Regions from separate parts of the Mus musculus genome. Here regions 1, 2 and 3 are each linked to region 4. A link is a loop called in an ENCODE intact Hi-C map of the cell type or tissue named here. Cell type or tissue: heart. All regions are shown on one strand. Region 1 overlaps Plcxd2 (phosphatidylinositol-specific phospholipase C, X domain containing 2). Region 2 holds the start of Gm52249 (a long non-coding RNA gene). Region 3 has its middle 21 kb from the start of Gm15638. Region 4 holds the start of Phldb2 (pleckstrin homology like domain, family B, member 2).

Region 1 (8,000 bases), 120 kb after region 4:
AGAACGAAATCAAAGAACTCTGGCATGCAACCAACATGCATGTTTAGTCTGTATTGGGCCCTCACAGAAAAGACTTTCCAACTACTGTCCCTATCATTTTAAAGATAGGGCCCAAAATACATTAAAATAAGAAAATACTTTTTCTGATGCCAAGGGTAGGGTGCACTGCTTATATGAAGAATAAAGGTGCCCACTTCTAGCCCAAGATATGCAGAGCCAGCCTGTGGCTGAGCACTGTGATAATAAACATATCTTGCTCTCGTAGAAAGTGGTGATACTGTACAGTTCATGAGAGACCTGGTTCTTGGCTCCATAGGAGCCCCTTAGAGCTCTGGGTTGATGGCAGAGAGCTCTCAGGATGGTCCACGCTCACATGTGCCATTCTTCTGACCAGGAATGCCTTTCTGACTTAGTCTTCACACAGGCTCAAATGACCACAGAAGACAAGAGGAAGCTGGGCCAGTTAGGATGTTGCATAGCCCACAGAACCTGAAAAGGATGCTTCCATCTTCCATTTGCCACCACAAGCCACTGGGGAGATCCTGATGTTAACCATAGGAAACATGCATTCTTCTCTTAGACTTAAGTTTGTAAAAGTGTCTTTGGGGGAAAATGCATGGAAACCCCTTAGATTTTTTTTTAAGTCCAAGTAGCTATGTGAGGAAAGAGAGGGCCTTCTTTTCCTTCCTCACTTCCCCGTGACTGCCTACAAGTGAGTCATCTTTCCTAGAACCCTCTAGAATCCTACCTTATATCAACAACCTCAACCTCAAATTAAACAAAGCATGAATTCAACACTTAGTCAGAGCTCGATCCTCTAGGAGGTCGTTCAACTCAATCACAGTCGTGGCAAAGTCTATCAGGTCCACGAAGTCAGATGTGATGATGTTGACACCCATGGCGCCAGGCTTTTGAGTCTTCACCCAATCAAGGATGGCAGGGAGATTCCTACATGGAGAAAGGGTTAGGTGAAAAGAGGATAAACAGATAGTTAGGGTTAAAGTGACAAGAGCAGCAAAGGGCATGAGCCGCTTCTGTCACGACACAATGTGTGTCAGAAACACATAAGCCTTATATCTCCATGCATACTGATCAGGCTTCCACCAGAACTAACCTCTCCAAGGTTTCTGTTATGCAAATGACTATCTGCTTCTAGCATCAAATGGACAGCCACATTAACAGGAAGGACCTCGTAACACAGAGTCCATCAGTCCTCTATTGTTAGGTTCTTAGGGTTCCTCATAAAAAAATTCAAACAGATGGCAAATTGAATGAGGTTTTACAGTAAATGGACCCGCCCCTATCTCTTGCTATTTTACTATTTTGCTTGCCACGTATCTATCAGCACATCACCGTCGTTCTGTATGAATACAACACAACCTATCCATTTTCCTATTGATAGGCACACAGACTGTTTTTAATTCGCAGTCATTATGAATAAACTATTATGGGCATTCTTTTATGAGTCTTTTTTATGGGCATCATCTTTTATTTTACTTGGATAAAAATCAAGGGTTTATTTATATTTAGTTTTATAAGAAACTGCCAGAGCTTTCCTCGAGGGGGCCACCCCACTTTACAGTTGCAACAACAGAACAGGAAAGCTCCGGACCGTTAAAGTTCTCCCTAAAAATTGGTCCCATTACTGTTGTGAAATCTAGTCATTCTAAAATAAGTGTGGCCACTCATGCATGTCTGTGATCCTAGCCTATGGAAGATTGAAGCAGAAGGATTGCTGGGAATACAGACTGGATTTGTGTGCCCTTTTCTTGCAAGTATCCATGTATTCATCACTTTAACAATTCTTCCACCTACTTTTTAATCATTTTTTATTATTTTCCAGTTTTGTATTTGTTCTCTGAGAGTTTCACACAATATGGCTTGATATTATTCCTTCTTTCTTCTTTTAAATGTTAAGTTTTAGAAACATTTTTACATCTGGGATACTAGCCTTTTGTCAGATATATTTGGCAGACATTTCTTTTACCTTGTATTTTTCTCAACAAAATATTTTGATAAGCCTGGATTTCTTAATTTTGATGGAGTGCAATTTGTTATCTTTTTTCTTTAAAAAGATTTATTTATGTGGCTATGTCCTTATGGGGGCATGTACATGTGTATGTATGCATGTGTGTGTGTGTGTGTGTGACCTCATGGTGGTATGTGCATGTGTGTGCAGAGGTGTTCACAGAATCTAGAAGAGGGAGTTGGATCCCCTGGAGCTGAAGTTATAGGCTGAGAGCTGAACTTGTGTCTTCGGCTTAGCCACCTCTCCAGTGAGTGCTCGTAACTCCCGCCATCCCTCCAATCCCCCATCATTTTTTTTTTTTAAATTTCTGTGATTTGCTTAAGAAACACATTCACTTCCAATTCACAAAGATTTCCTTCCTTCCACAGTTCCTTCTGAAAGCTTCAGCGGATTCACCTTTATCTTACTTTTTAAAAACTACCAGTTAATTTTTTTTACAAAAGGCCAGGGTTCACTTTCCACAGAGATAGTTATCCTCGTACTGCTCATGGCTCTTTAGTAGATTAATATTTAATCAGCTGTCTCTTGAATACAGTTGCTGGGGTTATTTGATAAACAGAAGACTTCCGGTGTGTCAGAGGCTCAGAGCTCATGATGTAAATAACACTTTCATTCCAGTGTGACCTACGTGTGAGGAGCCACAGAGGAAGAGAAGAACCATCAAGGCTACTGGCTATCTTGTAACAGTAAACACAGCTCACGAAATACCCAGCAAAGGAAGGTAGAAACTGGCCTACAGTTGATTATTGCACGTCTAGGAATCCCTTGGGTTGGATTTGCTCTAGCTAACATCCATGGTCCGTCCCTCTCTTCTGTTACTCTCTGGCTCTCCCCGCACCCCATTTCTATCCTCCACTGAAGCTTGATGTACCCTCATTTCGTAGTCTTCTAGAAAAAGTGATGTTAAGACCTCAGCTCTTCTCTCAGTCAGCAGAGACTTCACTGCCATGAGTTGAAATAGTCTTATTGATCAAATCACTTTTTTAGAAAAAAATTGTATTAGCTGGTTGTGGTACAAAAGTCCTTCTACTTTTAGTTGGGACGCTTGATGATCTTAACTGACTACAATTCCTTGTCTGTCAGCTACTCTTCCCTGTGAAACAGGATCAATCAGAAAGATAGTATATGGAAAGTGTTCAGAGCAATGGCTGCTTAGAGCAGTGTCGTGTATTTGGCAAAGGAAAGGTATCATAAAGGAAAGAGTAAAGAGGTCGAAAGAGAAACATTTGGGGGAGTAGGGATAGGAAACCTCTTATATATCCACACAACGAAGTTGTGAAGTTGGGAAGCGGGGTTGAAGAACACAGAACTCTCAGACAAAGGCCAAAATTTCCCATCCGTCCCACGTGAAAGACACAGTAGTAGTGAGCTTGTAACATTTAGGATTCAAAGGATCCCTGGCCAGAACCTATGTTTGGAGATCCTGCGCCACCTGCTGGTCATTCTGGGGGAATGATACTTGCCAGGTAGAGGCAGCCCCGACCCTTTGCAGACTATAAATCCATACTTTCCAGATTAAGTGGTGAAGAAAAGCTCATCTCAGAGACCTCAAGGACATGTGCAGGGACACCCGATTGTCCAGAGGACTGTGTTAGCTCACTTACTCTGTCATAACAGCATATACACTGTTGACTTCAAAGAACTGGAGTTATTTTCCCCTGTTCTAGAGGCTACAAGTCAAGGTTGAGATGCTATTGGGCTGGGTTTTTTCTGAAGCCCTTATTCTCTATTGCAGGAGATTTCCTCCTCCTCATGCCCTCCCCTCAGCAACCTATGTGTCATTTTCTCTGTATGCACACACATATTCCTGTAGTCTCTTGCCTTTTGCGTGCTTTTGGAGATCTTATTACATTTTCAAAGATGACCTTGACTGTCCCCTCCTCTGCATGGATGCTGGGATTGCAGGCTTACACTGTCTTGCTTCTCTTCTATTGTCTCTGGGTTTAAGTTTCCTTTGGACTTCAATGTGAGTAGATTAGAACCCACCGTAATAGCCTTTTAACTTAATTCTCTCTTTAAAATGCAATGTCTCTAAATGTACTCACCTTAACTTGAGGGAGGGGCTCAGTACATAGCTCTGGGTGGCCTTGAACTCGCAAAGATCTGTCTGCCTCTGCCACTGGAGTGCTAGGTCTAAAGGTATGCACCACTAAACCTGGTTGAATTATTATTTTAATATTATTATTTTAAAACTGGTTAATTTGAAGAGAGGGGACATAATTCAATGACATTAGTAGGGACCCTACAGGTTTCAACTCCAGGCCTCCTGACTGCATTCTGACTCACTGCGAGCCTTTTGGATCAGGTGTTTTCCAGTCTGAGGAAAGCTACAACAGAAATCCAGGCTGAATTGTCTATATATGTTTGTGGCTTTCTTCCAGGGTGATGAACCAACGTGAACAAGAGACTCTCATGTTCCAAGTGGATCTGAAAGTTGGGAATTAGCTTCCTACCAAGGAAACTACCTGGTCCCCAGTAGGAAGACACACTGGATCTTCCCTGGCTTTGAGCTGTTGATCAGTGCTCGGAATCAGCTATGTAGCATCCCTGTTCAGTTAGCCAGTACAGACAGCCTTCAGGGCGCTGGTGCTCAGGGGGAGAGCCCACGATTATTCAGTTGTGAAATGACAGTCATGTGATTTGCTGGCACTTGGGAACAGACTCCTAACCACAGCCACGTTCCTGCTCCACTGATGTGTAGGCACAGGAATGTAGGATCACACTCCTAATATTCCCATGACCAGAAACAGTGAGGATGCCAAGAGAGCTACTCATTTGAGGGACACATTCTCACTACCAGCTGGGAGACATTGCCTTTGCGCTCATCTTCTTGACCATTAAACAGAGAGGCATCATTCATTGGCAGCAAGACTAAGAAAGCAGGACATGAGACTAGTGAGAGTGTGGATTACCAGCTGTAACTAGTGTGAACTGACTAGATCCAGGGACTACTAACTCAATCACGGGGGCCTAGAAACACTAGGAAATTAAGCTTAGACATTCTTTCTGCTCACAGCAGTGCCCAGCACTACACAGACGGAAGCCCGGCAGACCTGACAGGCTCTTGGCTCTCACAGGGGCTGTAATCTTAGTTGTAATCTGTGATGCTGGATCATTTAGCTTCCCTGAATACTGTCGTATATTAGGACCCACAAGGGGCCTTACATGGCATGCCCCTTCTCCACGTCAAAACACTGGCCCGGATTTAAGAATCAAATAAAAGCATTTGCAAAAGGGTGCCTTTTATTCAGAATAAAGGACCTATCCTTCGTGTGAAATAGCCTCTTTGGCGGCCCACACAGACTTGCAGTGGACTGGTCTTCACTCAGGTATAGAAATGTTCATGTTAGATTTTGCTAAAAGACTATGGGGCAAAGGCTACAGGAGTCCTCTGTGTCTCTCCATCTGCCTCTTCCCAGGTACTCTTTCTGTTTTTCTGAACATACAGAAAACTTCACTTTTACTGAATGAGTAAGTAACATTAAGCTACAAAGAATGAAGAAAATGGAATAGGAACTTGAACATATATTTTTAAAAAAACGCATAATTCTAGGTCCTTTTAAGAGATATCACACTGAATTAAGGTTGATTGTTTGATTTGATTTGATTTCATTTGGTTCGCTTGTTAGCTCACACTTAGAATCCCAACACTCTTGAAGACTGAGTCAGGAGGACTGCAAGCAGTCAGTTTGAGGCCAGCCTGGGCTACAGACAGGGTTTCACTCTACCATACCCTTGTTCCCAAAGAGTGTTAGCATCTAGCCTAGTCATAGCTTCTCCTGGCTTTGAACTCACAATCCCTTGCCTCAGCCTTCCAACTGCTGGGGATTGCAGGTGTGCAGCACCATGGCCAGCTGAACACAGTTAATTTCGTTAAGACTTTGAAGGGCTGCGTGGAAATGAGCCCATCTTCAGTCCATGGTTGACATTATCAGGAGTTCTCAGCACAAAGCAAGAACACTGTTCTTGCTTGCCTTTAAAACACCTGACTAAGCACATGGCTATTATATGAAACCATGTTTCTCAAACTCAGAACCAAATGAGTGTGACTAGGCATGTGACTGGGCATGTAACTGACTAGACATGTGACAGACTGGTCATGTGACTGGGCATGTGACTGTCGTGTGACTGGGCATGTGACTGTCATGTGACTGGGCATGTGACTGACTGGGCATGTGGATGACTGACTGGGCATGTAACTGACTGGTCATGTGACTGTCATGTAAATGGTCATGTGACTGACGGACTGGGCATATGACTGGGCATGTAACTGGACATGTGATGTGACTAAACACACCTTTCATTATTCAAATTCTAGTCACTACCTAGAACTCAAGAACTAAACAGATACTTGTAAATATCTTTTTTAAAAAACCTAAATACATGTCTCTTCAACTTGTTTTACAAAGGATAGCCTACTGAAAAGTGAATTTATAATATCCCTCTACATACATATTTGTCATATACATATATACACATATACATTATACACATACATGTACAAATATGTATACACATACACACTTATACACATAAACAATCTACATATATACCCAAATGTTCATATACATGTAATATGCTTTCTTGCCATCCTCTATCCATCATTCACTGGTGCCCAGGACGAAGAATATCATCTCATACAAAATAACTGGATCATCCTCGTTTATACGTATATCAGACCTAATCCTAGCCCAAGTATTTGAGGCTGTGGCATGGTACTCAAGACTCAATCATGGTCATGAAAGAAGAAAGAACAAACTCCTGGAGGACCATCCCACCGTCCCTAGCATGAAGCATGACAAACTTTATTTAGTGCTTTTTAACAGTGATTATCCCAGTCAGCTGTGTGGGCAGTAAGAGGATCACCATGGGTGTGTGTCAACAACAACAAAAAAAGCCACTGGGTGACATTGGCTCAGAGTACTTGTCATAGTATCAAAATATAGTGAATATTTATGGAATAGTGCAAACATTTTAATAAAGTATCAAAGGATTCTTAGAGTGCTATTCCTATACTACCCCTAGAATCCACAGCTTTACAAAATGGTGTGTTTTATGTTTTTGTAATTCTCAAAGTTTTACTGTTGTTTATTCAGAATAAAATCAATTTAAATGTTTGTGTGTGTGTGTGTGTGTGTGTGTGTGTGAGATGTGTGTGCAGATATAGTTGTGTGTAGGTACATGTGTATGTACTTGTGTGGGAGGCCAGAAGACAACCATGGCTCTCATTCTTTAGATATAATCCATTTGGTTTTAGAGAGTCTCTTGCTGGCCTGGAACTTGCCAATTAAGTTAGGTTTGTCAGACAGTTAGCCTCAGGCACCCAGCTGTCTCTACTTCTCTACTTGTTGGTTTCTGGGATCACGTGGGCTCACTGTGCTCTGAATTGTTTTTGCAAGGGTTCTAGAAATCAGATCTTCATGCTTGTAAGAGAAGTTTACTAATGGAGCTATCTCCACAGCCTAAGGGGGGGGGAGAGGGAGAGAGAGGGGGTGAGAGGAAGAGGAGGAGGAGGAAGAAGAAGAAGAGGAGGAGGAGGAGAAAAAGAAGAGGAGGAGGGAGAGGAGGGAGGAGGAGAGGGAGAGGGGGAGAGGGAGAGGGAGTTTGTATGTGTGAAACTTCTTCTGGGGGATAGCACTAAGTATGTAAGCCTGTAAGTCCAGTATCAGGGAAGCAAAGACAGGAAGATTGTGAGTTCAAGGCCAGTCGAAACTGTACAAAAATGTCAACTAATCAACCAATCAACTCAACCACCCAACCAATCAACCAAACCAAACCAAACAATCAACCAGCTACCACCACCAATGAAACAATAAGACAAACCCTACCCGTGGGGTAGGAGCCACCTCTTACCTGTGAACTAGTGTGTTCTTGAGGCCCCCCACCAGGCCTCGAGCAATAGTCTTCACTCTTGGCGTGAGGATGGCCTGGGAGACATGGAAGGCCCCACGTGGAGCTCGCTCACTCAGGG
Region 2 (8,000 bases), 52 kb before region 4:
CAGCAGGAAGAAAAGAGTCAATAGCTGAGGCACGGTGGTACAAACGGAATAGGGTAATGCTTAAACAAGAGCATAAAATCAAGCTAAGAGGAAAGACATTCAAGGATAAACAATACTCACGATACAGTAGCGGAAGATGTCAGTTGATTTAAAAGCTACAATCTTGGTGGCTCCAGAAACAGTTTTGTATTATGAACTAGAGACCGTCCTAACAAGGAATTTTTCAACCAATTTAACAGAGAGTCATATATATTTGTTAGCATGCATATCTATGTTTTTTAAGGATCTAAAAATTAGATCTTAGGCAAATGTATGCTCTGTTAAGCAGTAAGTCACAGGTAAGCGGAACTTAATATCAAAGAACAAAACAAACCAGCAGTGCGTTCCTGTTTGCTACTGACCCTCTTGAGTTGTTGCTGTAACTGCTCCCTCATGGACTCAGGACAATTGTCCAGCTGGGTCTTCTGCTCGGAGTACAGCTCCTGAAGCCTCTCTAGCTTTTCCCTCTCAGCATCAAGCTTTACCTTCTCCTGAAGTTCAGAGATCAGAAAAGAGAAGGATGGGTATTAACCTTCATACCCCAGGCAGGTGCTAGCGGGCATTCCCGGTGGTAACAAACAGGCACAAGCAAACACTAGGAATGAACAAACATAGCTTGTTAGTGGTTAGGGCCAAGAGATAAGAACAGAATGGAAGATCCTGCCTTCTCCAGACAGCCTCCTTACCAGGTACGGACACCTGCCATTATTTCTTCACTCCCTCCTGCTACCACACATGGGGTGGGGGTCTGGGGTGTGTGTGCAAAGAATGAGCAGCACTGCTCCATGGCCCACAAGGAACAAAAGAGGTGCCAGCTACATCATATGCTTTCTGGGCCAAGAGTCCTTTGTCTGAAAACTGGATAAAGCAGGGGAGCTGTTGATTTGCCTTTAAGTACCCTCTTGATCCAAACTGCCAGAGCCTTCACTAGATTGATTCGGGAACTTTCTGTTCTCCAGCCAGAGGTGCTCTAGGCTTGCTCCTGGCCACCTTTTCCTCCCTCTGAAATGGTTCTAGCAATGGGGAAAACTCAGAGATGAAATGAGAAAATCCAGAGATAAAATCTAACTCAGGTACAGAGGGGAGGGGAGGGGGGAGGGAGGGAGGAAGGGAGAGAGAGGGAGGGAGGAAGAGAGGGAGGGAGGGAGGGAGGGAGGGAGAGAGAGAGAGAGAGAGAGAGAGAGAGAGAGAGAGAGAGAGAGAGAGAGAGAGAGAAAGAAGAGAGGAGAGGAGAGGAGAGGAGAGGAGAGGAGAGGAGAGGAGAGGCGAGGCGAGGCGAGAAGAGAAGAGAAGAGAAGAGAAGAGAAGAGAAGAGAAGAGAAGAGAAGAGAAGAGAAGAGAAGAGAAGAGAGATGATTGCCAGGCTGATTCAAGCTTCAACAGAGTAGAGTCAGGTACTTTGGAGACAATGCTTAGACATTGACCCTGCAGACACAAGTTTCCTTACAATGACACCTCTCCCTGGAAAAGATAAACAGGAAGAAAGGAAGGAAGGAAGGAAGGAAGGAAGGAAGGAAGGAAGGAAGGAAGGGAGGGAGGGACTGACCATGGGAAATGAAGGAGAGACCCCAAAATCCAGCAGAGAAAAGAGGGAAGTGACTCATTCTATTTGATATAACTGGTCGCTACTACATGCAGTGACAGTATGGGCCCACAGAGCCTCTCTTGAATTTAACACCATTTGAAGGGGAGTTTAGGCAAGAATCTTTCCTACTTAACTCTCAGGGTAAACAAATCCACTGAGATTTACCCTCATCAGTAAGTTAAAGGACTTATGTGTGCCTCTTCGGTCACAAAAGATCCTTTTAAGAAGATGAAGATTTCAAACAATCCTGTAAGATTGTCTTTTTTGTAATTTTTTATACAAACAGTCATGATTTCCGGCATAAACACATAGGTAGATTCATGAAAAAGATGTTATTGTTCAAATCTAAGACAGTGTGGCATTAGCACCCACCTAGGTTGAGGAAAGTCTCCATTTTTAAAGTGACTTTAAATTTCAAAGGTATTTTACGAATGTGTTTTATTTTCCTCCAAATAATTGAACCCAGTTGTCATAAAGTTGAGAAGCCTGCCTCTTTACCAACCTAGAATAATTCTACAACAGCATTAACAATGTACAAGACAATTCTCCCAAGTTCCCACAGTTCATTTGCTCACTGTATGACTAGAGAAAATCAGTACACAACTAACAGAGAAACTGCTCACAGAGAGCAGAATGCACCAAGTCTGCTAAGTTAGTCACTCCTTTCAGAACCCATATCGGTCCTTAATATAAGCAGCAATACACACACTTGCTGATTTCTGGCTAAGAGAGTGTTATTTCCTGTGGATCAAAGACAGTGAGTGACACAGCAAAATAAGCGTATCCAAAAAAGAGTTCTATTTCTAAATACCGGGTATCAGACTTAACAGCAACTCTAGTTCTAGACAGAAAATTATAAAAATTAAAAAATAGACTATGCATCATAATTAAATACTAAAGGGGCAAGACCTACAATATAAAGTTATTCTGGTCGGAAAGAGAGATGAGCTATTAGGTAATATGGAAAGCCACTGTCCTCCAAAACGGGTCTCAGACTGGAAGACATTACCAAATCATTACTCTATGTGTTCATCATTTCAAATTGTTAACAATAAACACAAACAAACAACTTGTAAAATAAAATACCTCATGTTTACTCAGTGCCTTCAGTCTGAGATGCTGGAAGCGTTTCACAATTCCATACAAGGGCGAGGTTAAAAGAATTATGCAAGCAGGCACCATTAGAACCTTCTGCGGCTTCACGGTGTGTACCAGGAATGCTCTGATCACCACTTAGGTCTCAGAGCAGAGGCTCACTGGGGCCCAATGCCAGAGCAAAGGAAGCGAGAGGGGAAGGATACACAGAGGATTAGCTGCAGGTGGGCTCAGACAGATCACAGAGGTGACATCACTCCCTGGGAGCCCTGGGTAGGACAACTTGGAGCCAGAAAGAAACTAATACTCCTCTGCTCTATTGATAGAGCAGGAAACTACTGAGAGCTAAGGCATCACCTTCCACAAGGAAGGAAAAAAGTATTCCAGAGTTCCATGATTCTTGCTTTTCACACGTAAATTATTCAAATGGAGTGTCCTTCCTTCTCCGAGAAAGTAAAGGCTTCTATTCTAAAGACCATCAACATAGGGGCATTTTCCCAAACACCAAAGTAGAAATGAATATATTATTTTCAAAAAGATTTGTTTCTCTTAAGATTTAAACCTATTTTTAAGAATTAGATGACTTTAAAATGTAACAAACTTTGCTCTGTTTAAAAATAAAGTTATATAAAGATAAAGTGTTCTCCAGCAAAACCCAAAATTACAAAAGAATGGTCATAAATCCAAGAACAGAATAATGTGACTTCAGAGGCTGACTGCTCCTTTAGGGGCCTTTCTTTGTTCTAGGTCTGCCTTGTTTGCCGGTGATGCGTGGGCAAAATTCAGCTGGGTCAATGCCCATTGCTAGGTCCTGCCTGTTTTGAACATGTAAGACAGATCTCCTGAAAGCTCTCTATTCATAAAATCAATGGTAAGCTAGTTACAGATAAATTAGAGATCAGTGTACAAATGTTGGCATGATCAATTGTCCCTCAGTAACTTCAAGAGATTGCTTCTGGGACCACCAAGGTAAACAAAGTCCACACATGCTCAAACCTTATATAAAATGGTGTAGCATCTGCATGCAACCCACTAGATCTATCTGCATAGCTTAAATCACCTCTAGATTACTTATTATATTTAATACAATGCAAATGATGTGCAAACAGTTGTTATATGGAACTAGTCAGGGAAATAATGGCATTTGTTACATGTGTTTAGGACAGACGTTTGTTGTCGTTTGAAATATCACTGATTCTTGACTAGCTGAATCTGTGAATATAAAATTCAAAGAATCGGATAGCTGGCTCTATTTTTTTTTTTGCAGATATTTTGTTCATTCATTCAATAAAGATTAAAAGAGCACTGGAGAGAGACATTGTCCTTTTACCGACAAGTGTTTTCAGCCCAGGGGTTTGCTGCTCTGGTTACACACTGGGATAACACAGCAAGGATTTACTGATCATATTTCTAAATCTTGTCTCAGTCACTACTACAGAGCTACGAGACAGATGAAGAAACATTTTTTAAAAATCTCCTTCTGCTTTCGTCCAGGTTGTCAAGTTGAGAACCTGGGCTTAGTCGTCTGGGACTAAGAGAGGCAATGACAATTACAGTTTCATCTTTCTCAATGACACTAAATGGTCATTCAAAAACCAATCAAAAAATTGTTCTCAAGGGCTGGGGAAGTGACTCAACCTTGAGGCCTTGAGTTTGAGTGTCCAGACATGTGACCCTGATGTGGCAGCATGGATCTGTGATACCAGCCTGGGAAGCTGGAGGGTCAGTTGGCCTGGTGTATTCTGCAATAAACAAAGACTGTCTCAAACAAGAACAAACACCCAAGGAAGCCTTCCAACCTCCACAGGAGTGTCATGCTTTCATGGGACATACACACAAAGAAAGAAAAGTCCTAAAGTCATTGATTCTACTGTTTTAACTTCACAGCCTAGAAACACCTCTATTATAAGTAAGTTCCCAACTGTAGATTTTTTTTTAAATACATTCAAGCGAAATGCTTTGAGTGAATCAAACAAAGGATGAACCGTGACAGACCCTACAGCCCAGTAACATCCAGGGAGGAGGACAGAGTTCAAGTTCAGGTGCCAATGACTGCTTTCAAATCATACAAAGACCAGGAAGTGTGGACTTTTACCCTAAACAATTTCAATTTATATGCAAGAGTAGCCAATATTCATTTAAATTACTCAAGACCAATCCACATAACATAACAGGACTTCTTTTTCTAGATCTTTTGGTTAGAAGACTCCTGCAAGTTTTCTTTCTTCTCAGTTGTACTCTTAAAGGAAGACACTGAAATGTAACTTGCTGACTTTGTGTGAATGTCTAATAGCATGCCTGTGATGGCTATTCCTGGTTGTCAAGCTGACTACATCTAGAATGAACTACAATCCAGAAATGGAGGGCACACTTGTGATCCAGATCTTGAACCTGGAACACACAAGTTCCTTACCTGGATCTTGACATGAAGATCTTGAGGGAGAGTGGCTCCCAGGCAAGGTATTCAATTCAAGCATGCCTTTAGCCGTAACCAGGAGAGTGAGACAAACAAATCTTTGAGGTCAAGGTCAGCCTGGGACAAATCAAATCCCAGATCTAGCTGTAATACACACCTTTCATCTGGGCCACCCCTTCTGCTGGAGGCCGACATAAGGACATTGGAAGAAGGAAGACTGGCTCTTCTTCTCCTGCTTGCACTTACTTGCTGGCACATCTGTTGGAACCCACTTCTTTAGGATACAGAAGACCAGCCAAAACAATTAGCTTCGTGGGACTAAGCAACTACTAGATTCTCGGACGTTCCTTTCACAGGTGCCCATTGTGGGGTTAGTTGGACTGCAGGTTGTTAAGTCATTACAATAAATTATGTTAATATATAGGGACATTCCATACGTTCTGTGACTCCAGAGAATCCTAAAACAATACCCAAAATATCTAGGTAACTGAGAAAGATCATTTTACCACAAGTAAACCAGGTGCTTCAAGGTCATACCGAAAAGATGCCAGGTAAAACAAAGGACACCCAGTTCCATTTGACTTCAAATGAGTAACTAATATTTTTTGTGTAAGAACAATCCACGTTTTGCCTGAGGTATAGATTTAAAGACTTGTTCTCCGCTTAGCTGAAAATTCAAGCATAACCAAGTTTCCTGTGCTTATAATTGCTAGTTCTCCCAATTCTGCTTGCTTAAAAAGCAATGGTATCAAGAATGAAGATCCACTTTTGTAATTTTCCAATGCTCTAGCTCATATCACAGCACAGAGTAGGCACTCAGGCTATCCCGATGCACACAGCCCTCGCTCAGATTTAGCAAGGGTTACATCTGTGATCCGGAAACCATGGGGATTGTGGGATTTATTTACCTAGCGTGCATTTACACAGTTAATGGATACTCTGTGTATAAAATCTAGGTAAATCTGAACAGATGACTGCTGTAATCAAGAAACACTAGGAAAAAAAAAAAAGTAAGTCCCATGTGGCATCCAGTTGGTTTAATCCTCAAATCCCATGATCCAGTTCGACTTGCTTTAGCTAGGGAGCTGACTTTGAAACATAAGAAAGAGGCCCCAGGAAAGGGCCAATTCCTGCTCACCCTAAATGTGACCTGGCAAATGTGCTCAACCCTGGAATTAACACCTGAGAGGAATGTGAGCCAGGCTGATGCCCTCAACCCTCCCCCTGCCCCCATCCCCTCCTCCAACCCCAGCTAAGAGGGAAGCAAAGGGAGGAAGTAGTGCTCTGGCAAGATAATAATGAGGATCAAAATGTAGCCACTTCATATGCAGAAACATTTGCTTATTGTAGAAAAGAATTTCGGCTTCCATTCAGGAGTATATGTTAGGGACAGTGACCTATGCTTCAGTTTCAACACACAGCTCAGTGTGTATATTTGAGAATGCCCACAGCGCCACACTGTATCTGTGCAGAGAAACAAACAAGATTCGTGTTCTAAGGAAATGATGGCCTGAGTTTTATGACTACCATCTGGGTAATGGAAGAAGAAGAAGAAGAAGAAAAAAAAAAACTTTCCCAGAAGTAAGGAAGTGTGGCCTTTCCTTTAAATATCACATTCGCTTTTCAGTTCAATCGACTATTTTACTTCCTGTATGCTAAGATACACAGATGAAGCACAGATAATCTCAGAATAGAGGAGGCTGAAAACCTATTTTTAATATGGTCAAAAATAGACAAAGACAGGAGAAAAGCATATATACCAGATGTGCCTCGGCACACTTTCTCCCCAAATCAAGCTCTGCTTTTAAAGTAAGGAGGGACTAGAAGGAAAGCAAGAGCCTTCTCAACCCTTCCAGCCAGGGATTATGGGAGCCTGGGCCTATGACGCATGGAGGCTCTCCACAATGTCAGCAAGGTAAACAGCCCCCTCTCCTTTGCTTGATTAGATATGGAGTGGGTGAATGCTCTTTTTCTTTCTTTCTTTTTTTACATTTATTTATTATTATATGTAAGTACACTATAGCTGTCTCCAGACACACCAGAAGAAAGCATCAGATCTCATTACTGACGGTTGTGAGCCACCATGTGGGTACTGGGATTTGAACTCAGGCCCTCCAGATGAGCAGTCGGCGTTCTTAACTGTTGAGCCATCTCTCCAGCCTCCGAATGCTCCTTTTCTTAGAGCATCACTAAATGAACATCCCCTCTGAGTTCATGTGGAAGTCAGGAAGTCATATTTGTTCAGGGTTTTTCTACATTTATAGCGGCTGAATCTGTGATATGGTTTCTATCCCAGAATAGCAACAGGCAGGGGACCTTTATCCCAAGAGTTCACATGGAAATAAACTGACCGTCATTCCTTAAGAGGAGTGAAGGGCTAGACCAAGAACCAATAGAAAAAAATGCTTAGTAAATATATAACAGAATACCTTATCCATGTTTTATTTTGTATGTATAAGCACATGTATAGCTGACATTTCATGTAGTATCATAGAATTACAATTCATAATATGTACAACTTTAAATAAGTAAATAAAATACTTGCCTTCAAATTAGATAAAATAAAAGACCAAGGAAATGCTGTCAGTAATTTCATATCAAGACCTGAACTGCATTGTGATATTAAACACTTTTCCTGTGTTTCTAAGGCCTTCCTTGTCTGCAAGTAACTAGGGCAGGTACCTGAAGAGATGGCTTAGCAGGTAAGAGCACTGTCTCTTCCAGGGGACCGGAGCTTAATACCCAGCACACAATGGCTCCTAATCATCTGCAACCCCAATTCCGGAGGATCTGATGCCCTCTTCTGGACTCCTTGGAGATTTTGCACACATGGTGCATGGACTAGGCAAAACACACACATACCCA
Region 3 (8,000 bases), 80 kb after region 4:
TTGTAAAAGAAAAATAACCACTTGTTATCGTGACATTATGTTATTTTGAGCCAGATAACTTCAAAATAAGCAAGTTGTACTGACTAGTTTTGTGTCAACTTGACACAGCTGGAGTTATCACAGAAAAAGAAGCTTCAGTTGAGGAAATGCCTCCATGAGATACAACTGTAAGGCATTTTCTCAATTAGTGATCAAGGGGAAAGGCCCCTTGTGGGTGGGACCATCTCTGGGCTGGTAGTCTTGGGTTCTATAAGAGAGCAGGCTGAGCAAGCTAGGGGAAGCAAGCCATTTCTCCTTGGCCTCTGCATTAGCTCCTGCTTCTTGACCTGTGTGAGTTCCAGTCCTGACTTCCTTTGGTGATGAACAGCAATATGGAAGTGTAAGCCAAATAAACCCTTTCCTCCCCAACCTACTTCTTGGTCATGATGTTTGTGCAGGAATAGAAACCCTGACTAAGACACAAGTCAAGGGTGACCATTGAACTAGGACCGGCATTTAAAAGAAACCTTCTCTGTTACTGGTTCAATCATGTCCTCCCAAAGGATGCTGAAGTCCTAATTATTATACTTGTGTCTCTGGCCTTATTTGAGGTTAAAGATCTTTCCAAGGCCAAGTGAGGTTATGGGAGCAAATTCTAATCCTATGTAAATAGTGTCTTATTAAGAAGGTGGATTTAAAAAAAAGAAGAAGAAGTTAGATTTAACAGGGCCTACATGGGTCTGTGCCAGGTCTTCTGCATATATATTATAGCTACTACCTGAGCATTCTTACTGGACTCCTGAATGAATGAGTGGGACTCTGACTCTTGTGCCTGCTGACGGGACTCTTTCTCTCCTGCCAGGTTTTTGTGTCCAACTTCGATATGATAGTTTTGGGATCATCTTATGATTTTTTTGTTATATGTGGTTGTTATCTCTTAGAAGTCTTTTCTTTTCTGATGACAGACAGAAAGGAAGTGGATCCAGAGGGGAGGGCAGGTGGGGAGGAACTGGGATGAGGAGAGGGAGGGCAAACTATCATCAAGATATACTGTATGAGAAAAGAATCTGTTTTCAATAAGAGGGGAAAAAAAAGAGGAAGGCGGCTTTGGCTTTAAACTCGGGACACGTGTTTACATAGGAAGCATACCACAGAAAGACGAAAGGCTGCTGAAATGACATATCTACAAGGCAAGACAGCCAAGGTCCCCAGCAAACCCCAGGAGCTAAGGAGAATAACCTCCTTCACAGCCCTCAGAAGGGACCAGCGGCACTGACACGTCTAGTTCGAAGAAACATGAGACAGACAGTTTTTATTATCATACCATTAAGCTCATAGAAGTTCTTCCCAGGTTTCCTGGGAAGGTAAAGACATTTAACTAACCTAGAAAGTTCCTTCTCAAAGGCCAGGACTGCTGCAATGCCAGTGGTTTTGTCTGCGTGGGCTGGTGATCCATGAATAAGGAGACTCCTGAGCACTGGATGAAGCATTCCTGGATGCCCTGAGTCTTCTGGATTCACTGACTTTTCTCACCCCTACTACAGCTGCCTCATCAGCCTGGTTGCTCTGTAGAAGCCCACTGTGACCAGCTCTCTGCTCCAAGAGAGGAGAGATCCTCACCCTGGCTTCTGTTAGCTGTATATTATCCATCTTTTTCAAGTATGTTTCTAGAGTCTTATAATTTGGCATATTCCATGTGTGTTAGTGTGTGAATACTTCAATCAGGAGAAGTGTTTCTCGAGGAAAAACCATCAAAACCACACCTTCCCAAAGGACAGCCACTCGGTATTTGCATTAGAATAGTAACAAATTAAAAGCCAAATTAAATCTGGGATGTCTTACTAATTAATAACCTTTAAAGAAAGAGGAAACACATACATAAATGCACACACACACACACACACCCCAGGGAAACTATATAAAAAAGAATACTTTCTACAAAGATCTGACGTCTAAGTTGCTTGGGAATGATAAATGCTTCCCCAGGCAGATTTCCTACTCCAGGGAGTTTGTTATTTGGAAAAAATACATTGATGATGTAATGAGAACCCTCCCAGAGGAAGCACCTTCCACAGGGGGGAAGCGTGGACCTTGGGACACAGCCAAAGATCTTCAGCTGTTGGCTCTGGACTGTCTTTCTCATTACCTAACTTTTTCCACTTATGCAGATCCTTCTCTTTCTTTAAAGTGTTTTATGAGAGTACTGGAAAGCAAAGTGAATTCTTAAACATAATATGAAAACCAATGAAGTGAAAATAACTAAAGTTTAACAATGCGTTTCTATGGGTTTGCTGAAACATATTGCATAAATAAATAGCTATCATACTTGTTATAGTCCACACCGTAGGGCTAGTGATCCTCATGTGCACATGTGTGCATCTGAGCGTGGAGGTATCTGTGTGTTTTTCTTGAGCCAGGCTTTCTCACTGGACGTGAGCTCAGTGATTTGGCTGGTTGGCTGACCAGCAATCCTCTTGTGAGCTCCTCTTATGTCTACGTCCAAAGCATTGGGATGATTGGCATGTACCATCATACCCGGCTTTTATCCAGATACTGAGATCAAACCAAGGCCTACATACTTAAGTAGCAAGCAAGCACTCTGCCCTGAGAGCCACCTTCTCATCCCCTGTGACATCAGTCTTTGATCAAACTAAAGGAATTGCATCAATTTCCCAACCGTCTACCCTAGATATTTTCTGAATGTTGTGGCTAAATATCGACGCAATGTGACGATAAATCTATACACAGCAAATCAAAAAAAAGAGCTCTCTAAAGCTTCGTGCCCTAGACTGTGTTCCATATCCAGAGCGCAGAGGACTTCTTGCATGTGTTTTTAGAGGTGCCACTTCTCTGCCTGGGAAACTTGGGAATGAGGAATTCAACTTCTCCAAGACACTCCCATCAAGCTGAGCGTCTTTTTGATTGCTATCATCTCAGCCCTCTTCTCTGTTACTTGGGAACAGACATTAACACATGCCTGAGCTGGAGCCCTGAAATGTTTAGATGGGGAAACGACACACTTGGTTAACAGGAGCTGCTGAGATAAAAGAGTTCATCTTTCTAACCCTTGGGAAGATGGGGGAAGAGGAAGAGGATGCTGTCTGGCAGACTTGCTGAGTGAAGAACTGGACCCAAATGAGAACGTTTGTTTACTTGGGTTTTGGGTTCCCTTTCAGCCCATTTTTATTACCTAATGATTTGGGCTGGCTTCCCCACTTCCTTCATAGTCCTTGGGCTTGGCAAGGGAATTTTGGAGGGGACAAAGTCTCCTCTCCTTCATAAACAGGATCTGATCCAAACCCAAAGTATTTCACATTCGAGACTGGAGCTGCTTAGACACTAAGCACAAGTCCAGCCATAGGATAATGGATGAGTGCAGCTCTTGGGTCATAAATAAAGTCCTGTTAAATGTGGCTTTCCAGAAACAATCTCCATCTGGCAACATTCACTGCCACGTGTCTGCCCATGGGTCAGGGGTGAAGGGGAGGCGGCAGTTCAGTAAAAGTATTGTTTGCATTGGCCCATAATTAAAGACTATAAATTGCTCATTGATGGCCAGAGGGCTCTTTGAGCACTTCTGAATCTCTTCCTCAGACACAGAGGAGTGGGAGTGGGCTCCATGGTAGGTGGAAACATTCCAGACATGAATCCAAGCATTGTCTCTTGGGACTTTGCATGTGGGCTTCGCAAGGCAATGCTAGATTGCCGCCAAGGCAGAGCAAGCTCTAAGCTTGGGGGTGGATTTGGGTGATGAGTTTGTTCAATAAGACATTGAAATCCCAGGCAGTCCTGCCAACCTTTGTTCACATGAGCCCATCAACACAGCCTGCACAGTGGCCTGCACTCTGTTATTCACAGCAGCACCAGAGGGCATGGGGAAAGGGCTATCTGGCTGGCTGATGGGCCAATGTATAGCCCTCTAGGGCTCCACTACTTTCCCTGCATCTTTTGGAGCTGGTGTGTCTGTTATCACTCATAGAGTAGAGCTTGGTCTGCAGAGGAAATGAGTGCTCTGTAGTGTATGGTTTTAGTAGCACGGCTCTAATCTGCTGTCCTCTTACAACTCTCTCCTGTACAAACCCCTCATTACATCAGTCTGCTGTTTACAGAGTGCACTATAAGCATCTGTAAACCTCTGTCTTGATGTACACTACAGTTCAGTAAGCCCGTCATTGTGTCCAGGTTAACCTACCAGAACTTTATGCTTAAAAACCCTTGGAGTTCCTTCATGTATATGGCTTCTAATTCAAGATCATGCTGAAATTCCATTTGCTTTCTGGAATCTTCTGTGACAATCACCCAAAGCTATGTTAGGCAGTCATCCTGGATATCACTCAGCTTATGACACAAATGGCTTCCCTAGGCTTTTTCTCACGGGGGTAAGTATCCCCAGTTGATGTTATCTACTCTATCTTTTAATAACCATCCCCTGGAAAATACCAACCAGGATCAACCAGCTGCCGTCTTCCCCTTCTTCCAAAATGAGCGTCTAAGGCGCAATCTCTCTCGTGTGCTACCAGCACTTACCAGTTCTTCCTTCCCCTACGTCACCCAATTCATCCAAAACTGCATACAAACTTCCAAACTAAGCCTAAGCCACTACAGAAACTACTATTTCTGTAGGAACTTAGTAGTCAGACAAAAATGCAATGACTTAGGGAATGTCAGCCACAGTAATTCCCATCAGAAGCAAAGTCCTGACAGTGGCAAAGGCAGAGCCGCTGGGAATAGGATAATCAAGTTATCAAGACCACCGAAAATTCATTGTGCATTTAAACAACTGCATGTGAACTATTCTATTAGATACTACTGATAGACATAGAAGTTACGATTATCATCTGAGTTTGCAGATAACAAAAATATGGTTGTGTCCTCTATTCTCCAATTCCTTGAAACTGAATTCCAGAAAAATATTTGAAAGTTTCTGCTCATTATGAAAATGCCTTTCCAAAATTCTATGTTACATCAGGAAATATTTGACTCACAAATGTAATGTCAACACTCTGCAAAAGGCATACTTTGGGACTATAGAAAAACAACAGATGTTTACAGATGTCTTTGCATTGATGGGAAGGGTTCAGGTCAGGAGACTCCGAGAACTCAGTTGAACACAGCTGCTCTTTGCTTGTTATGCCCAAGTCCTTTTGTGTGTCGAGTCTTGGAGGAAAAACAAGACCAGCAAAACTTTTCCATAGACCTATGACATGTTCGACATGTATGTTTACAAGTGGGAATTTGAGAGAAGGTGCCCTAATTTCTCTGGGTTTTTAAGTTTCTTGAAACAAGTGACTAAATGGCTGTTTTGTGGTTTATAAAATACATTTTGTTGTTTTATTTGATCTAACAACACTGCTATAAGAAAAAAATATTATCAACCTTAGTTTGCAGAAAATGAACAATATGAAGAAGATGGTAAATCTTGTAGATAATAAACAAAAAACTGTTAGTATTCTGATTCAGGGTTACTTGTCTTCCTTTTATAGTATGTGAGGGTGTATGTGAATGCACACATGTATGTACACATGTGAGGGGGTATTTGTTCTTGTATGTGAGGGGGTGTCTGTTGATGTATGTGGAAAGCTGTGGGGGGATATGTCTGTTCGTGTGTTTGAGAGGCTGTCTGCAAGTGGAGAGGAGGAAAGAGAAACGATGAAACACTAAGGTAGATTCTGCTGCACTCATTCTGTTTTTCTTCTTTTGCACTTCAAGTTTCAAAGAGTGGGACTTAGTCCCCCACCCCACCCCACCCCACCCCCGCCCTTTACTTCAGTTTCTAGTGAGCTGGGTCTGGTCTTCACTTCAAGTCTGATGCTGTCTAATAGAGCAGCAGAGTGATTTAGGAAGCAGGGAATGTATTATCTCTTTGCTTTTTAAGCCTTAATTTTGTATCTAAGGACTGGAGTTAAAGTAGTATGGACTGGATATCCAATTGGTTTTCCTCTTTAAGGGAAACTAATACAAAAGAGTTTTCTGGACGTGTTTTCCCTGTCTAACATCTGAGGTTCATTTTGCCAGCTAAAAAATAACTTTTTGCATGGACATTAGCTATAAATCACCTTTTCAATTGTATTGTTCTGGAAGCAACCAGTGGTATAGAGAAAAGGAAGGGTGTTCTACAATGGCCACCTACTTTTCAGAGCCTTCTAGATGGCCGTCTGGGTGCCTCCCTGACCCTCCAACACTGTGAATGCCAACCTTGCTACTTTCTCCTACTTTCCAGCAAGTGTATTGATCAGGAGTAAGAAGCTACAGAACATTGGTGTGGCGGGATGAGGCAAAGGTTACGGGTGCTTCGTGTCTGCCAAGAAAAAGTTGAATCCCAACGTTGCTTGGAAGCTAAGCTTCAGACTTTGATCCCCCTTGGCCCAAAGCAGAGAGAAGCTTCTCTGCTCTGCTCTTCTGGGCCTCTGGAAAGGAGAGACTTAGGGAGCATCTTCACCTCTCAGCAGCTGAGATTGTGCAATTTCTTTTACAAGGACACCACAGGCGGATTAGCATCTCCTCACTCAGCAAGTGGGAATTAAGACTGGGAAGACAGAGTCTGAGTAATGCAAGGATGGAAGGTGAGGGTCCAAGTCTGGGTAATGTCCATGAACCTGCCTTGAGGTCATAGCACCTCTGTTGGACAACTGTGCCTTTATTGATGGGGTCACTGGAGCCCAGTTTTAAGAGCGTTGAAGGTAACTCTTCCCTGGAATTTATGATGTTGCCGCCCTCCTCAACACATAATTTTAAACCTTCTTGAAATGAAATTGTGAGCATTAGTGGACCACTTTGACTCAGCTACTTTATAAGAACAAACAAAACTTCTGTGCTACCAATTAGCTGCATGGGGCAAAAGTGTGATAGCTAGAAGACATCTAGATTCCCGATACCCCTGCCCCTAATTTATAATCAGACATCTATTTGTAAATCATACACCAAGCCAAGTCTTGCACAAGAGACAAAAATACACAATGGACCAGGCGGTTTTCTCCTGTACTCTGTCACTGGAAAAATATTTTGGATAAGACTCCCAGATGTTGTAATTATTCCAGTCAGTTCTATCAAGTGGGGGGGGGTGGGGGCAGTGGGTCTTTCTGTCACAGACTAAAATCCATTTCTGGGCTGCAGACCAGAAGTCAAGGACTTCCCAAACATTGTTTCATTATATCCTCCCTGTAACCCTAGGAGGTAAGTTCTGTTATCTCCACTATACAAACAGAAAGCGGGATTTCAAAGACATTCCAAAACTTGCCGCAGGCCAGGCAACTTAAGAAGCAGCAGCATAGCAGCATCAGGGTCAAGTTGAGGTGTGTTCAACTCCAGTGCTACACTGTTGCCAGAACATCACTCTGCTTCCTCACTAAAGGGCATTCTATTTTCTGAAACAAATATCACCATAACTGTTTGTTTACTCTTTCAGGATTGTCATAAGGATACATCATAGATTGATATCTATCGCAGAAACAACAGAAATTTTATTTCTCATATACCTGGGGGCTGGAAAGTCTGAAGTGAAAGCTCTGGCAAGCTTGGGGACTGGTGAGGAGGGCCTGTTTCCTGAGTTATGGCAGACACTTGCTTATCTATGAGGGTGAAGGAGGAAATCGGTTGATGCTATCACATTGACGGGGCTTGGATTTCAACACAGGAGTCTGGGGAGATGAACTTCAGATCCTAGCATGAGTCTGTTACAGTAGGATAAAGACGAACAGTATAAAGCCTCTGACTTTGTGAAATACTAACATCATGATGTGCTGGCTAGGCAGTACTGTATGATAATGCAAATTTAATTAATACATAATGCCTATTGCTGATCTGTGTCAGGGCCATACTATGCTGTGTCACCACTGTGACAAAGTTTTCTAAACACGATTCCATTTCATATTTATGACAACCTGGTGAGATCAGGAATATCTCATTTCTGATTTTATAATGGTGAAGCTGCCATATCAAAAGTTAAATGACTGGCTTGAAAAATATTGTCATCTTAGGTATGAGGTTGGGTTCTAAAGTCCAGATTAATAAGAGCAATAATA
Region 4 (8,000 bases):
TCTATATCCACATTCATCAGTTTATAGATCTCTGCCACCCACCCACCCTCTGCAGCTGCCAGGGATCTTTCTCCCTCCATAACCTTTCCCGTCTGTCTGAGATAACTGCCCATTCATGTGCTCTGATGCTAAGGCACAGTGAGAGGGCGAAGGAGGAAAACCTCAGATGCTCATTTTGTACCTGCATTCAAAGACAGCATCTGCTATGTATGTGGGACCATCTGTTGCTCAATCTGACATGGAAAAGATAGTCCAGGCCTCAGAAGTGGTGTCACAGGTCACACACACCCAGACATATGCTCTGTAGTCACTCAGGCTTACATTACTGCCCGCATCCAGGAGTTTATTTTCAAATTGGGGAAAGCTTTTGCTAAAACTCTCAAGAAGGGTCAAGTCCCAGTTTTTGTTCTTGATTTTGCTTTGGTTTGTTTCTCTGTTTTTAAGTCTGGCCTTCCTAAATATCAATTATTACATTCTCTAGTCTCAGGCTCTAGCAAGAGCTGTGTCTGCCACTAACTCACCCAAGGACTTTCCAGTCTCTAATCCCTGGGCTTATCATCTATGAACTGAGAATTGAATTTAGTGATCGCTGAGGCTCCCTTGTGCTCAAATTCAATTTTTAGGCAATTCAAAAGCATAAAGGAAACCTAACAATGTCCTTCATCTCTACAGGATATAGAGACTTCTAGTGCTAAGGACAGAAGGGTCCACGGCAGATGAAAAAGCTTGCGGGATGTGGTATGTGTGAACAACAAGAGTTAAGTAAATTTGTGAAGATCTAAACTAAATCAAGATCCCCAATTTACTAACATCTGCGTGACCTAGGGAAATGCCGTAGAACAGGGTCTGAGACAGATAGCTCTCTGTGTGTTCTAGATGCTAAGATGTGTCCTGGTATATAACAGCATCCCAGATCTCTATTCAATGGAGGCTGATGGAACCTTCCTACCCTCAGCTTCATAACCAAAAGACTTGCCAAGATTCAGACAGCAGGCCACTCCTTCTTCCTGAGAACTACTGCTAAAACACACTTCGGGGCTTTCAAGACAAAGCACACCACTCAAAAGGTGTTTCCCCACATTTAATAATTAAGCTCAGAGAGATTTAATGACAATTTATAAAGCTCAGGTATTCTTGGAAAATGTACAATGTTCCTGTCTTTCCCTGTCACCTGAGGCAACCCCTCTCTGCCAAGGGCTGAAATGTAGCATCCTGTAAGGTCAATTACTATAACCACAATGCCCCAACGGCTTTAAACAATGATGCAAAACTAATAAAGACTCCTGAAGTGAGTTCTCCATTACACTCCACAACCCACCATGCATAGAGCCAACAACACTGAAGAAAGTAACGAAAAGCCCTTCAATCAAGCTCCATCAAGTCAACTTTGGCTTTTCTCCCTTCTCCTGAAAATGCCAGGGGAAGTGACGCACTTTGGCCAGAGTTGTTGAAGAGATGGGCTGCATCTTCACCCACCTTCTTATCTAGCTTTTCTGGCTTGCCCCAAGCAGGGATGCAGCAGATAGCCCTGCTGTCCTTTCTCACCCCAAAAGAGCAGCAGCTGCCAGCTGTGGGGAACCAGACAGAAGCCTGCAAATTGCCTGCCCTGGATGACTGCTCTTAACCAAACATCTCCTTTTGCCATTTGTGAGCGTGCTAGGATTTGCAAACTTCCCTGCCTCTGGAGTAAAAGCTACACCAAGCTAAATGCAAAGGCTCATCTCTCCTCTCTTTTAAAGGCCTTTGTCAATGTTTGGAGACTGCGGAGTTTCTTAATTATACGCAATGTTTAAATTCCACAATGTATTTATAAGGAGAAAGAAAAAAAAACCATTCAGTTAAAAACTTTTAAACAACTAAGTCCAGGAAGGGAACCTCAGGAAAACACAACTGTTACTTTTCAACGAACCTTAAATGGCACATTTAAGGTTCAAATGGCACCAAGCATGTTCTGTTAAAATAGTAGACCACTCTAAAGGATTATTTACCTCAGACCCAATGAATGTGTTGCTAGCCTACCAGGAACTAAGAATTCAAGTGCTCCGAGGGCAAACGTTTAACCCTATGAAACTGTGAACCATATTTGGAACCTTCCATCTAAATTCAGTCGTTTGAAGCCCAGAGGAAAAATAATCTCAAACACACAAGTGAAGCCCAAGTTAGAAGCTTTGTTACAAGCGTCAGAGTTGAACATTTACATCTGTAATTTACATGTTCATACACTGGAGGGGGAAACGTGTGAATATTTACACTAACGGACTCCACATTTTATGTCTCTACTAGACTTACCCTCACAGCTCTGACTGGCTAGGAGACTAGCTGTGTATCCTAGAACACTTGAGATACCACAAAAGGAAGACTTCTAGGGAAGAGGGCTGGGCCGGACGAAAGGATTTCCAGTCTTGGCTAGTCCACATAAAAGACTGTGGGAATCTTCCCTCTTTGAAGTGAGAAAGGTAAAAGAGGAGCCTCTGGAAGGAGGTTGGACTTATAAAGCTCTTTTAAACAGGAAACCCCAATCCGGGAAGGGACAGCCCGTCAGCCTTTTAATTTCCTGCCGGTGGCGGGAGTTAGCTAAGTCCTCCCCGCTTCCAGTGCTGCTGGCAAGGGTGAAGTTACTGAGCGCACCAAGCCAGAGTTCAGCAGGCTCTCTGAGCGGCTGAAGCAGAGGGTCGAAATGCTACCCAGAGTTGCAGCTGCTATCACCACAGAGAAAGAGACCATCACGCCCTCAGTGTGGGATGATAGGGAAACCATAACTGAATCACAGTCAGGAGCTCCTGGAAAGAATCTCGGTCCGGAGGCTCGCCGTGCAGCCTCATTCTAGAAACAAAGTACAACTAGAAGCCGATTTCAGAAAGGTCCTATCTGAGTCCCGTACTCCTCAAGATCCAGCTGTGGATCTTCTTATCCCCGGAATCCAGATCTCTGTCTAAGCAATCCAGACTTTCCGCAAAAGTTGCCTTCGGGACCCTTAATTAAATCCTGCCTTTTCGACCCAATCACTCACGAAAACCTCACCCCTACTGGACACCCCTTCCCCACAATGCCTCCACCCCGCATCGCCGTGCACAATGGAGGACAGAGCACTCTAGGACTGTAAGGTTTAGGCTTTGCGGACCCCTGCCCGGGCTTTTGTCTCTACAGCCTGCAAGGGAAGCAAAGAAAATCTGCGCTCAGGGCGCCCACTCACCAGCTCATCTTTCTCTGGAACTGCAACTCTCTCCTCGGGTCCCGCTGCCCTTGGGCCTGTCCCTTGCCTCCGCCCTCCCTCTCTCCCTGTGTCCTAGTCCGGTCCCCGCCGCTGCCGCAGGCTGCAGCCAGACCCTGCCGCCGCACACCGCGCACTCCGGGCGCCCCTCCCGGTGGGGGCGGCCACCGCCTCCTCTCCGCCCCCGACCTCCGCAGAGAGACGGGCGGCTACCAAGTCGGCTGAGGGGGAGGCTGTGTCCCCAAGGAGCCACCAGGGTGCGCAAAGGCAATGCGGGCCGGCTCCTCCAGGCCCTCTGTAGCCCACTACTCACCTGGGGCGATAAGGTGGCCGAATGCAGGCGGCCACAGAAGGCAGGCACCCTGGGTGCTCTGTGTCACACTCAGCAGAGCCCCTCGGCCCGCGGTGGTGGACTCCTCGAAGCTCCCTCCTGGTCCCGACCCGAGTTTCGAGGCACCGCAGCGGATCCTTGGAGTTCCCAGCTAGGAAGTCCTGGAGCCTAGGTTCTTAGGGAGCTAAGCTGCTGCTGCTTTTACTGCGTTTGGAGTGGCCTGGCCACTCGTCACATCTCTAGGCTCCACTTTCTCAAAGCTACGTTCGCAGCTATGTGCTAGAAACCTTTGTTGTTGGCTTTCTTTTCTTTTCTTTTCTTTTCTTTTCTTTTCTTTTTTTTTTTTAAATAAGGTGGAAATGGGACGAGAGAACACAACACGTCCTGGAGTGCGATTTCCTCCCCAGGACGAAGTTTCTGCTCTGTGAAACTCCAGGTGACTTCACCATAGACTGCTCTCCCCAGGGCAGGTTTACCTGATGCGTCAGAAAAGCAGCTGTGCCAAATGGCAATGGAACCGCCTGGGGTCAGGGCTGGAATCAAGCAGATTTAAAACTCCGTGATACTGATTGCCTTGGAGGGATGTCTCATAAAGGGTTCTGCATTTTCCAACACATTTAACATAACCAGTGGAAGCAATATTAACGTGAACGCCTTTCAGCCTTGCTTCCCTGAGCAGCTAGTCTGTCTTGACGCATGCAAATGTGGATGTTTGTAAAGTTCTGCCCCAGTGGGGTTAAGTCAAAGAAAGACAAGAACCTTGGAGGAACTCGCAAGGTCCAGGACCGGCAAGCTCTTTAATAACAATATGGCCCTAGCAAATTGTTTTAGCTACCACCAAGGATGTCTTCAAGGCTGTAGCAATAGCAACAGGGGTACTAGTGTAGGTACTTCCAGTAGTTAATAAACCTATGCTTCATCTATACACAATGCCTTTAGCTGTGAGAACACGCACTAATAAAATGCATATTTAAAATGTTTTATTGAGCAAAAGTATGACTTTTAAGATTAAATAATGTTTACTATTTATTCCTGCGTGTGCTTTGGTGCATGTGTGTGCACGTGAATCCAAGTAGGAAGGGAAAGCAGAAATGGCCATGAGCCACTCCACAAGGGTTTTGACAGCCAAACTCAGATCCTCTTCAAAAGCTAGACAGCTCTTTGCTGCCAAACAACCTCTCCAGCCCCGAAATTTTGACTTCTAATTTCCATGAGAACCACTCCTATAAGGATGATTTGTGTTTTAGAGCATTCTCAACGCACCACCTCGGTATCCCACGCTATTAAATTCACATGACTTACACCCCATCCTTTCACCTCATCTCCATCAACTTAAAATCATTTATCCCATCTCAATGAAAGGAAAGACACTCTTGAGCCACTTGCCTCTCCATACACTTACCTGTTTAACTATAGCAAAATGATGGCCAATTGTTACAAAAAGCTATCTCAACTCTCTGCCTTCCCATATACTCCAGTCAGAAGTTGCCTTTATTGTATTCCCCTGAGCTTAAATTATGCAACTGAAAAAATTGCTTCTTCCCAGGTATGGTGGTACGGGACAATAATTCCAGCTCTTGACCAGTTGATGCAGGATGATCAAGAGTAGCGTGCAGGCTTGGGTCTCTTAACCAGTTAGGACCAGCCTGAGCTATGTAAAGCCTGACTCAAAACACCAAGGGCTGACTGTGGAAATCAATATGGTGGCTCCTCCAAAAGTTGGGAATCAATCTACCTCAAGATTCAGCTATATCACTCTTGGGCTTATATTCAAAGCTATATCACTCTTGGGCTTATATTCAAAGCTATATCACTCTTGGGCTTATATCCAAAGCTATATCACTCTTGGGCTTATATCCAAAGGACCATCCATCCTACCACAAGGACGGTTGCTCAACTATGCTTATTGTGGCTTTATTCATAATAGCTGGAAATCGGAAGCAACATAGATGTTCCTAGCCAAAGAATGGATAAAGAAAATGTGGTACAGTAATATAATGGAATATTACTCGTTTGTTTTAAAAATGACACCATGATTTGCAGGCACATGGATGCTACTAGAAAAAAAATCATCCTGAGTGAGGAAACTCAAACCCAGAAAGGTAAAGATGGCATGCATTCACTTATAAGTGGATATTAGCTGCTAAATAAAGGATAATCAAGCTACAATCTATAGGCCCAAAGAGTAGGTAAAGGGGAGGGCTCTAGGTGGGTAGCATGAGTATCCCCAGGAAGGGGAAATAGATTTGGGGGTGGCCTGGGGACTTGTGGGGGCAGGAGTAGGGGGATCAGGCTGGAGTGCACCAAGAGCTGGCTGTGTCTCTCAGCATTAGCAAGTTCCATCACTATTCTCTCAGCACGGGGGCAGGGTGGGGGTGTGCATCTCACTCCTCAGTAGCAATTACCAGCTGATCCTTAGCTCCCTTTTCTCTTCCTTTTTCTTCTGATCTAAGCACTGACTACCCAGAATTCAGACTCTGGACCTAGTTTCAGTCTAGGGGCTTCCACTGGTGCTATCACTCTACCCCCACAGAACTAAGTCCCATCATGAGTTGACTCTCCACAAACTTTGCACCCACCCCAACCCACGCCTCCCGAATCCCAGACCCCTGGCAGCAGCCCACATGGATGCCTTCTGACCACGTATTTACCATTTCCAACACTGATTCCCTAAAATCTCTTCCTCGGTCTCCAGCCACTCTTTTCCAACTGCAGTCTTCCTCCTATTGGGTCTAAAACCTTACGTCATCCTTGAATTTCTTTTCTCTCCAACTCATCAGAAAGACCTTTCTGCTCTTATTGAAATCAGCACAGATTTCAGCTGCTTGCTACCACACTGTTTATCTCAGCTAGAGCTCACCTGCCATACTGCCTTGACTTACCCTTGCCCTGTTCCAGTCTTTGCTCTCTTACCGGATAGGGTCAACACAGAAGCCAGGATGATGATTGTAAAAGATTAGGCAACACAACTACTCCTTTCCCTACAATTCTGCGGTGACCCTGCTCAGTCAAAGCAAAAGCTGAATCCCATGTGCTGGCCTAGGAGGGCATTGCTGAGCTAGGCTTCCCTCCCAGTGCCTCCTGCCTCTCTCACTCAACTCTTGATGCCCCCGGTATCTCTTATTATCTCTCACTCTCCTCAACATCTCTGCATTAGATTTCCAGAGACTTGTGCATCTGCCTCAGGAACCCAGAGCTTGCTCCCTCTGTTCCAGGCTCCCCGCCCTTCCCCATGCATCGTATAGAGCGGCCCCTCACTTCCTTTGCTCAGATTTAACCATGTTGCTCAGGCCTTCCTGGACCATTCTGCTAAACGTTTAAGATGAACTTGCCTTTCCAATATCTTTTCTTTAGTTTATAATTGTAATTTGTATTCTAACCGTTGTTACTGTAACAAATATCTGAGATAAACTCATTAAGAGAAAAGGTATTCTGGGCCCATGGGTTTAGGAGGTTTCAGCCAAGCTGCTTTATGTCTGTGATAAGGCAGCACACACCCATGTAGAAGACAAGAACTGCTTATCCCATCCTAGGGAACAAGAGAGTGGGGTTGGTGGCTGATAGTACTAATTCTTCCCTCACTTCCAGCTTCATTTTTTTTTGTCGTTTCATTATTTTGTTTTTTTGAAGACACAGTTTCTCTGAGTAGCCCTGGCTGTCCTGGGAATTGCTCTGTAGACCAGGCTAGCTCAAACTCACAGCAATTTGCCTCCCTCTGCCTCTGGAGTGCTAGAATCAAAGGTGTGTACTATCATGCCTAGCTCACTTGTTTTCTCTTTTTGTTTTTTGTTTGTTTGTTGATTTTTAAACATTAAGACAATGTATTACCATCTCAGTGGCTGGCCTAGAACTTGCCATGCAGACCAAGCTGGCCTGAACTCAGAGATCGGGATGACTCTGCCTCCAGAGTGCAGGAATTAAAGGCATGTCCCACAGTGTTGGGCTTAGAGTTTCACTTTAATCTTAAATTTACCATCTCCTCCTAACAGTATGGTAAGATGATGACCCAGCCTCCCACAGAAGGGCCTTTAGATAATACTCCAATACTAATACTAGATGTAAAGTGTAGAAATCACAAAGTGTACTCCTAAATTATGTTAGCATCTGCTTAGCCTTACTAGAATGGGAGTTCTAGACAGACAGATGTTTATCTTTTTCCCCTATGCTATATCACTAAAACACCTAGAACGTTGCCTGTCATGAGTTCACATATATGATGAATGATGGCTTTGATCCAGTGCTTATAGATGTTTCCCTGACTGAAACATGCTAACCAATATACTCAACCTAGATAATTATTCTCTAATGAATTTGCCTACTAGCACAATATACATTCAGTAGGCAATATTTAAGTTGCTAGTATTCAGGCCGAAATAAAACATCACAGATATTTATTATAAACAGCATTTACTGTCTGGATCATTCTTCTAAACACTTTATGGTCTTCAGACGTTTCAT

Evidence for each region. Hi-C counts contacts between places; a loop is a spot of excess contacts. Peaks named below come from ENCODE experiments on the same cell type or tissue, not always from the same donor. Only the 100,000 strongest peaks of a DNase experiment are listed, where the experiment ranks them.
Region 1: it touches region 4 in a loop (5-fold over the local background); 22 of 42 quality-filtered maps call a loop at or near these places.
Region 2: a loop joins it to region 4, with 2.3 times the contacts of the local background. A loop is called at or near these places in 6 of 42 quality-filtered maps.
Region 3: a loop joins it to region 4, with 6 times the contacts of the local background. A loop is called at or near these places in 5 of 42 quality-filtered maps.

Annotation. Positions count from the first base shown.
Region 1 is chr16:45,964,227-45,972,226 of GRCm38, forward strand. Plcxd2 (phosphatidylinositol-specific phospholipase C, X domain containing 2) reads right to left here. Exons shown (of 4, transcript NM_001134480.1): 3 at 7,883-8,000; 4 at 1-948. The coding sequence ends at 792. It overlaps Gm15638 (predicted gene 15638), which reads left to right. Exons shown (of 3, transcript NR_152226.1): 2 at 2,648-2,750; 3 at 4,411-7,144. Among named protein-coding and RNA genes, the nearest start is that of Gm15638, 23 kb to the left of the region's middle. In heart, a CTCF peak has its summit at 3,475 (motif pointing left); a DNase peak (open chromatin) is centred at 3,435.
Region 2 is chr16:45,788,588-45,796,587 of GRCm38, forward strand. Phldb2 (pleckstrin homology like domain, family B, member 2) reads right to left here. Exons shown (of 18, transcript NM_153412.4): 6 at 402-530. Gm52249 (a long non-coding RNA gene) reads left to right here and starts at 6,944. Exons shown (of 3, transcript XR_003951924.1): 1 at 6,944-7,050. In heart, a CTCF peak has its summit at 7,951 (motif pointing left); no DNase peak of the experiment used is centred here.
Region 3 is chr16:45,920,702-45,928,701 of GRCm38, forward strand. It overlaps a transcript of Phldb2 not described here. Among named protein-coding and RNA genes, the nearest start is that of Gm15638, 21 kb to the right of the region's middle. In heart, no CTCF peak of the experiment used is centred here; DNase peaks (open chromatin) are centred at 2,080 and 3,200; H3K27ac peaks cover 775 bases.
Region 4 is chr16:45,841,015-45,849,014 of GRCm38, forward strand. Phldb2 (pleckstrin homology like domain, family B, member 2) reads right to left here and starts at 3,364. Exons shown (of 18, transcript NM_153412.4): 1 at 3,194-3,364. In heart, a CTCF peak has its summit at 3,466; DNase peaks (open chromatin) are centred at 2,577 and 3,367; H3K4me3 peaks cover 3,337 bases; H3K27ac peaks cover 2,828 bases.